Linked DNA regions of Homo sapiens: region 2 is linked to region 1. The links are chromatin contacts, found by Hi-C or POLR2A ChIA-PET in ENCODE. All regions are on one chromosome and are shown on one strand. The core of a region is the stretch at or near the end of the contact, and the rest is flanking DNA. Distances in the headings are between cores, read along the strand shown.

What was found. A loop is a pair of places that touch in the nucleus more often than their neighbours do. ChIA-PET counts read pairs that join two places held with the same protein, here RNA polymerase II (POLR2A). Pooled maps may share reads with other maps.
Region 2: a loop to region 1 is called in a pooled map, with 2.2 times the contacts of the local background. The contact joins two enhancer-like sites. A Hi-C loop is called at or near these places in 3 of 50 pooled maps. POLR2A ChIA-PET finds 5 or more read pairs at or near these places in 6 of 52 experiments (AG04449, GM10248, GM12878 and 3 more).

What each region holds. Positions count from the first base shown.
Region 1 is chr1:10,054,484-10,058,419 of GRCh38, forward strand. All of the region lies in intron 1 of UBE4B (ubiquitination factor E4B), which reads left to right. It also overlaps the pseudogene RPL21P21. Among named protein-coding and RNA genes, the nearest start is that of UBE4B, 23 kb to the left of the region's middle. Within about 2 kb of position 1,373, at least 5 of the 41 ENCODE cell types and tissues checked have a DNase peak (open chromatin) inside an H3K27ac peak, as active enhancers do.
Region 2 is chr1:9,948,759-9,953,069 of GRCh38, forward strand. All of the region lies in intron 1 of NMNAT1 (nicotinamide nucleotide adenylyltransferase 1), which reads left to right. It also overlaps the pseudogene TMEM274P. Among named protein-coding and RNA genes, the nearest start is that of NMNAT1, 7.4 kb to the left of the region's middle. Within about 2 kb of position 1,718, at least 22 of the 41 ENCODE cell types and tissues checked have a DNase peak (open chromatin) inside an H3K27ac peak, as active enhancers do.

The sequences.
Region 1 (3,936 bases), core at 123-2,622:
TCTTCCCATTGGTTCTCACACAGTGTGCTTCTCTGGTACCTTTCTCTTTGGCTTTCTTCTTTTTCTGATCATTTTCCTTCATGAGTTTTAGGAAATGATGCTGGCCTTTAGAGCGCTTAATGTGCTCAATATGCATATTAATTCTCTTGGCAAGACTGTTGCCATTGTTCATTTACTACAATGCCAGCAGCATGCTGGGTAACATTGTAGACTCTTCCAGTCTAGCCATGGTAACACTTGCGGGGCATTTTTTTTGGAACAGTACCCATTCCCTTGGTGTCTGTAATATTATCTTTCTCCTTTTTTTTTTTTTTTTTTTGAGATGGAGTTTTGCTCTTGTTGCCCAGGCTGGAGTGCAGTGGTGTAATCTTGGCTCACTGCAAGCTCCACCTCCCGGGTTCAAGCGATTCTCCTGCCTCAGCCTCCCGAGTAGCTGGGATTACAGGCATGCACCACCATGCCCAGCTAATTTTTGTATTTTTAATAGAGATGGGGTTTCTCCATGTTGGTCAGGCTGGGCTTGAACTCCGGACCTCAGGGGATCCACCTGCCTCGGCCTCCCAAAGTGCTGAGATTACAGGTGTGAGCCACCGCACCCGGCGTGTTTTTACTTTGAACAGATGTCCTTGTGCCAAAAGGTTTGGTGATTTCTAGTTTAGGGAAACATGAATAAAGCATCTTTTGGCTTGAAATGTTATGATTAGAATGGGTTGTGAGTGGGAGAATTTTAATGAATGCCAATTGGAACAAATGCTTGTGAAAATGTCTCGTAGGCCACCTTTTCATCATTTTTTCTTTTCTTTTCTTTTCTTTTCTTTCCTTCTTTTTCTTTTCTTTCCTTTCTTTATTCTGAGACAAGATCTCACTGTTTCCCAGGCTGGAGTGCACTGGCAGCATCATAGCTCACTGTAGCCTTGAACTCCTGGGCTCCGGTGATCCTCCTGTCTTAGCCTCCTGAGTAGCTAGGACTACAGGCGTGTGCTGCCACACCCAGCTAATTTAAAAAATTTTTTTTGTAGCGATGGGGTCTCGTTATGTTGCCCAAGCTGGTTTCCAACTCCTGGCTTCAAGCCTTCCTCCACCACACCCAGCCAACATGGGGCAAAAGTTACCAGAATCAGTTTTATGGAATAGTGTTAGAAGTAGTGAATGCTGGCCAGGCGCAGTGGCTCATGCCTGTAATCCCAGCACTTTGGGAGGCCAAGGTGGGCAGATCACTTGAGATGAGGAGTTTGAGACCAGCCTGGTCAACATGGTGAAACCCTGTCTTTACTAAAAATACAAAAATTAGCTGGGTGTGGTAGCACGTGCCCGTAGTCCCAGCTACTTGGGAGGCTGAGGCAGGAGAATCACTTGAAGCTGGGGATGGAGGTTGCAGTGAGCTGAGATTGCATCACTGCATTCCAGCCTGGATGACAGAGTAAGACTCTGTCTCAAAAAAACAAAACAAAACAAAACAAAACCAGAAGTAGAAGTAGTAGATGCTTAGTCATCTACGTTAATCTTGTCTGTTGAACCAAGTAGGATCAAAGATGAGAATGGAGACCATACCATCCACTTCTATCCCCTGGGATGTTTTTGGTTATAAAGGGCATAAAGTTTCTGCAGCAGGAAACCTTCTTTAAATAACAGAATGCAGTTAAAATTATTCTACACTCAGCATGTTTCTCTGCCATGTAATGTTTGGCAGTTTTAGGCTCTTGATCTTTTTGGTTTCTCTTGCTCCTAATTTCACAATTAGATGACACGTGAGATGCTTTTTAGTGCTTTTGTACACACTCGTATTATTTAGATAAAGCAGAACCCTACACAAAGGGGAAACTGAGCCTAAGAGGAAGATTAAAAGAGCAAAGGGATGGAGAAAACTGCTAGGCTGAAATTATTTTTTTAAAAAAGACTATTTACTGTGTGTCAAGTAAACACTTTTCATTTGTTCAGCAAATATTTACCGAGTGCTCTCTGGGAGTTAGGTACTGTCATAGTTGCTGGGAATACAGCGGTGAATAAACTAGACCAAATCCCTGCTCTCTTGGAGCTTGTATTGTACTGGGTGGGGATAAACTATAAGCTGATAAATACATACTAATTCTAGTTGTTTGTTATATTACCTTTATTTCTGATGACTATTTTATAAGATAAGAAATATTTTGTCACTTTCTTATAAATGGGGAAATCGAGGCTCAGAGAGATAACCCAGCTGGAAACAGGTGCAGCTGGGATCCTGGCCAGCGCTAGCTACGCGATTGCTCATTGTGTAGAGGGCTTGAGAAGATGGGGCCTGGGGTAGCACTTCACTCACCCATTGCACATGGTCTGGTCTCTGTTTCACTTTCAGGTGGACTGCTTCATTCATTTATTCATGAGACAAGGCCTCACTCTGCCACCCAGGCTGGAGTGCAGTGGCACATTCATGGCTCACTGCAGCCTCAGCCTCCCCAGCCCACCTCAGCCTCCTGAGTAGCTGGGACTACAGGCATGTGCCACCACACCTGGCTCATTTTTGTATTTTTTTTTTTCTGTAGAGATGGGGTTTTGCCACACTGATCTTGAATTCCTGGGCTCTGGTGATTGGCCCGCCTCAGCCTTCCAAAATGCTGGGATTACAGGTGTGAGCCACCACACCTGGCCCCTTATTATTCTAATTTGAAGTAATAATATTAATATTTTAAGTATTATGGGTGACTTAAGAAAACACTTTAATTAGGCAGTTTTATGCCTTTGGTCCTTAGTTCTCACCAGCTGGCAGAATGGGGTTAGGCGTGTTTAACGTTCTTCATGTTATCAATTAGATGCAAAAAACACAATTAACAATTTTTGTTACAGTTTATAAAATTCCTTGTATTTTAAAAAAGATATAATTACTGCCTGGCTTTGGAGAATTAAAGGGTCGCAACCTTTTTTTTCTCCCTGAGAAAATACCATTTACAGTCTTTTCTCTTTTTTTTTTTTTTTTTTGAGACAGAGTGTCTGTTGCCCAGGCTGGAGTGCAGTGGCGTGATCATGACTCACTGCAGCCCCAAACTACTGCACTCAAGCGCTTCTCCTGCCTGAGCCTCCTGAGTAGGCACACACCACCATGCCAGGCTAATTTTTTGATTTTTTTTTAGAGATGGAGTCTTGCTGTGTTCCCCAGGCTGGTTTCTAACTGCTGAGCTCAAGCAGTCCTCCCCAGGGAGGTTGAGGCTGCAGTGAGTTGAAATCGTGTTACTGTACTCCAACCTGGCTGACAGAACAAGACCCTGTCTCACAGAAAAAAAAAAAAAAGAAAGAAAAAAGAAAAATGTATTTTGCTAGTAATTGCTAGAAGTTGGCCTTTGTAAGTATTTTGTGCTTTATTTTTGAGATATTTACTCACCTGGGAAAGTTCTCAAGGAGGAGGAAGGTGACTTGCCTTGCCTGCATTCCGGTGGCAGGGAAGCAAGCATGGGAGGCAGTGGAGGGTATGTAGGTAAAGAGAGGAGAAGGAACAGCTGGACTGTCGGATGTGGGGTGACCTTCTCAGGTCATGTCCACACAAGGACTCTTGTGAGAGTAAAAGGGTCTCTGTTACAATTAAAGTGGGAGTGCCAGGAGTACCCTGGGCTGAGGCCAGGAGCCGACATGGATGATCCCCTTCTAGAGGTGACGTGTTTGAGCTGTAGCGGAGTGCTTGGGTAAAAGCACTAGATACTTTAGGGTTTTGATTTGGGAGTAAGTCCTGGACATAGTCATGATATTCTTTGGAGAAGAAATGTGGTTAATCAATCAAGCTTTTTGTAACTGTTGAGTAAACATTTTTTGAGTTGGATAAGTAACCTGGAAAGTGAAGCAGAAAATGATTGGAAAAATGAGATTGCAGGGTGACCGTGCCATTCTACCCCCGTCTGTTTCCACTCTGTCATATTCATCCTGTAACATTTCTCTATTGCTTGGAAGCCTTGGTACTTTACTTGTTAG
Region 2 (4,311 bases), core at 468-2,967, 110 kb before region 1:
CCTGCCTCAGCCTCCTAAGTAGCTGGTACAGGCACCCGCCACCATGCCTGGCTAATTTTTTGTATTTTTAGTAGAGACGGGGTTTCACCATGTTGGCCAGGCTGGTCTCGAACTCCTGACCTCAGGTGATTCACCCACCTGGCCTCCCAAAATGCTGGGATTACAGGCGTCAGCCACTGTGTCTGGCCCGGAATTGTTAAATATACACTGAAGTAAAAAGACAAAACACGGCTGGCCATGGTGGCTCACGCCTGTAATCCCAGCACTTTGGGAGGCCGAGGCAGGTGGATCACCTGACGTCAGGTGTTCAAGAGCAGCCTGACCAACATAGTGAAACCCCATCTCTACTAAAAATACAAAAATTAGCCGGGCATGGTGGCAGGCACCTGTAATCCCAGCTACGTGGGAGGCTGAGGCAGAATCGCTTGAACCCTGGAGGCGGAGATTTCAGCGAGCCGAAATCACACCACTGCACTCCGGCCTGGGCAACAGACCAGGACTCTGTCTCAAAAAAAAAAAAGAGAAAGACAAAACACAATGCAGGTCACTTAGCTATTTTCTCTAGAAAACAATTAGCTGTCATGATGCAGAAGATTGTTATAATCTATAAGGGGGAGGTTGTGGTTATTTTTACTCTAAAATCTTCCACTGCTTTTTTTTTTTTTTTTTGAGATGGAGTTTCACTCTGTCACCCAGGCTGGAGTGCAGTGGTGCAATCTTTGCTCACTGCAACCTCCACCTCCTGGGTTCAAGCGATTCTCCTGCCTCAGCCTCCCGAGTAGCTAGGATTATAGGTACACACCAAGAGGCCCAGCTAATTTTTGTGTGTGTATATATATATATGTATGTGTATATATATAATTTTTTTGTTTTTTTTAGTGGAGACGGAGTTTCACCATGTTGGCAAGGCTAGTCTCAAACTCCTGACTTCAAGTGATTCGCCCACCTCGGCCTCTCAAAGTGCTGGGATTACAGGCATGAGCCACCGTGTCCGGCCCCACTACATTCTTAAAGAAGCAATAAATTGACCTTGTTTAAATACACAATCTGAATTACTGGGGTCTTTTGAAACTAAACCTTTGTTCATTACTAAGATTTCTATTTTCCTTCCTCTTTTTCAGCACTTATTTCTATAGCAGTCTCCCAGCTGATGCCACTTAACTTCATTGAACAAAAAATGAGGTTTAGAAAATCACAATAATCATTGTGAAAGTATTTGATAGGAGATCTTTATTTGGGGTGAATTGGGTTATGATGTCAGTCCTGTGATTTCAGCGGAACTGTTTCTTTTTATCCATTGTCAGTGAGTGCTCATTAATACTTAAATGCAGCTTTCTTTTTCTTTCTTTTGAGACAGAGTCTCGCTCTGTCACCCAGGCTGGAGGGCAGTGACGCAATCTCGGCTCACTACAACCTCTGCCTCCCGGGTTCAAGTGATTCTCCTGCCTCAGCCTCCCAAGTAGGTGGGATTACAGGCACCTGCAACCATGCCCGGCTAATTTTTGTATTTTTAGTAGTGACAGGGTTTTGACATGTTGGTCAGGCTGATCTCGAACTCCTGACCTCAAGTGATCCGCCCGCCTTGGCCTCCCAAAGTGTTGAGATTATAGGCATGAACCACCACGCCTGGCATAATGCAGTTTTCTACTAAATGACTGATTTTGACATGCTTCCTGTTATTGGCCCTGCTGTTCAGCTGAAATAGCAGGATAGGAGATGGTCGTGTGATGGCCGATAGGTGGCAGTGCTGCTGGGACAGGCCCAGCCTGGTAGAGACGAGTATCTCAGACAGGAAAAACAGGACCCAGATGGCTCAGACTGTTGGGTTAGCATCTGGCCTTCGACAGGTCACCCTGGCCCGCCAGATCAGCCCCAGGCCTGACAAAAGCACTACAGGATAAAGAATAGGATCTCATTAAATGCAGTGGAAGTAACGTGAGAAGGATGGCTTTTCATATGCCATCCTAACCCTCCCCTCCCCCCGTTTTCTTTGCTTTGCTTTTCATACTTCTTAGCTTCTTGGATCTCTTGCTTTAAGAGGAACTAGGGTGTGGGCACAGTGGTTCACAGCTATAATCCCAGCACTTTGGGAGGCTGAGACGGGTGGATCAGTTGAGGTCAGGAGTTCAAGACTAGCCTGGCCAACATGGCGAAACCCCATCTCTACTAAAAATACCAAAATTATCCAGGCATAGTGGCACACACCTTTAATTCCAGCTACTGGGGAGGCTGAGGCAGAAGAATTGCTTTAATCCAGGAGGAGGAGGTTGCAGTGAGCCAAGATCACGCCACTGCACTCCAGCTTAAGCAACAAAGTGAGACTCTGTTTCAAAAAAAAAAAAAAAAGAGGAACTAGAGCTTAATATTCTCCTTGCAACATCACAGTCACAGTGCTGGTTGAGTAGTTACTTGCCTCGAAGGACTGGTAAGCCTTTGACAAGGATTGGTTACTTGGGAAGTTTTCTTGCTTACCTGTAGAAGTTAAGCTGCTCACCGACAGGAGCACAGACAAGTAGTAAAGTTCAGGGGTTGTTGTTTCCTACATTTGAGAGAGAAAAGGTGCTATGAGGAATACTTTGTCTTTTAATCAGAATGTGTTAAAAATGTTTTGCCACAAGGATTTAAATGAAGGTGCCAATTTAGCAAGAAATAGAAGTCTTGCTGTATACTGTGCCAAACCCAATCCAACAGCTTCAGTTTTTTTTTGTTGTTGTTGTTGTTGTTTGTTTGTTTTGAGGCAAGATGTTGCTTTGTCATCCAGGCCAAAGTGCAGTGGTGTGAGCATGGCTCACTGGAGCCTTGACTTCCTGGGTTCACGGGATCCTCCTGCCTCAGCCTCCCAAGTAGCTGGGACTACAGGCACGTGCCACCAGGTCCAGCTAATTTTTGTAATTTTTGTAGAGATGGGGTTTCTCCACATTGCCTATGCTGGTCTTCATCTCCTGGGCTCAATCGATCTGCCTGCCTCAGCCTTCCAAAGTACTGGGATTAGAGGCGTGAGCCACTGTGCCCGGCCTGTTTCACTGTTGATTAATATCTTAACTACTTTTCGAAGCTCTAGTAAAGTAGAATTCACCTACAAAAACAAAAATCTCTTGTAGAATTTTTAAACTTTCCCCAGTGAAATGTTTTAACTGTGACATGTGCCTAATCAGGTATTCCATCTCCACATATCTCTTCTTTTGGTGTCAGTAGAAAATAAATATTGAAGACATATTATTTACAGCCAAACTTTCAGATTAAGATAAGCCTTTAGAAATTCTTTGTTTATGGCTCACGCCTGTAATCCCAGCACTTTGGGAGGCCGAGGTGGGTGGATCACGAGGTCGGGAGATCCAGACCATCCTGGCTAACACAGTGAAACCCCATCTCTACTAAAAAAAAATACAAAAAATTAGCCGGGCATGGTGGCGGGCACCTGTAGTCCTAGCTACTCGGGAGGCTGAGGCGGGAGAATGGCGTGAACCTGGGAGGCGGAGCTTGCAGTAAGCACAGATTGCGCCACTGCACTCCAGCTGGGGTGACAGAGTGAGACTCTGTCTCAAAGAAAAAAAAAGAAATTCATTGTTTAAAAACATACACAGTCTGTTGCCAAAACTGTTAACACCATAGTGCAGACTCCTTAACTGAAGGATCCCACACCAAATGCAGAAGACATCCACTTCAGTGCCCGTGGCAATGGCTCCATCTGAACAAACTGCACAGTAAAACCTAAAAAGACAGAGGAACAGCATCAGTTTTTAGGTTTAATCATCTCAGAAAGAAACATATTCTTTGTTTTTTTGTTTTTTTTTCTTAAGACAGAGTCTCACTCTGTCACCCAGGCTGGAGTGCAGTGGCACAATCTCAGCTCACGGTGACCTCTGCCTCCTGGGTTCAAGTGATTCTCCTGCCTCAGCCTCCCTAGTAGGTGGGATTATAGGTGTGCACCACCACTTCTGGGTAATTTTTTGTATTTTTAGTAGAGACAGGGTTTCACCATGTTGGCCAGGCTGGTCTCGAACTCCTGACCTCAGGTGATCTGCCCACCTTGGCCTCCCAAAGTGCTGGGATTATAGGCGTGAGCCACCACGCTCGGCTAGAAACATATTTGAGCCACCACGCTCGGCTAGAAACAGATTCTTGAATGCAAACCTAAATGCAATTTGTTTCCTTCCCTTCCTGCTGTGGAACAGAAATGTCCAGTCTGGGCAAACTAATTTTTCCTTTGATATAGATTGTATGCATGTTTTTTTTTTTTGAGACGGAGTCTTGCTCTGTCGCCCAGGTGGAAGTGCAGTGACGTGATCTTGACTCACTGCAACCTCTGCC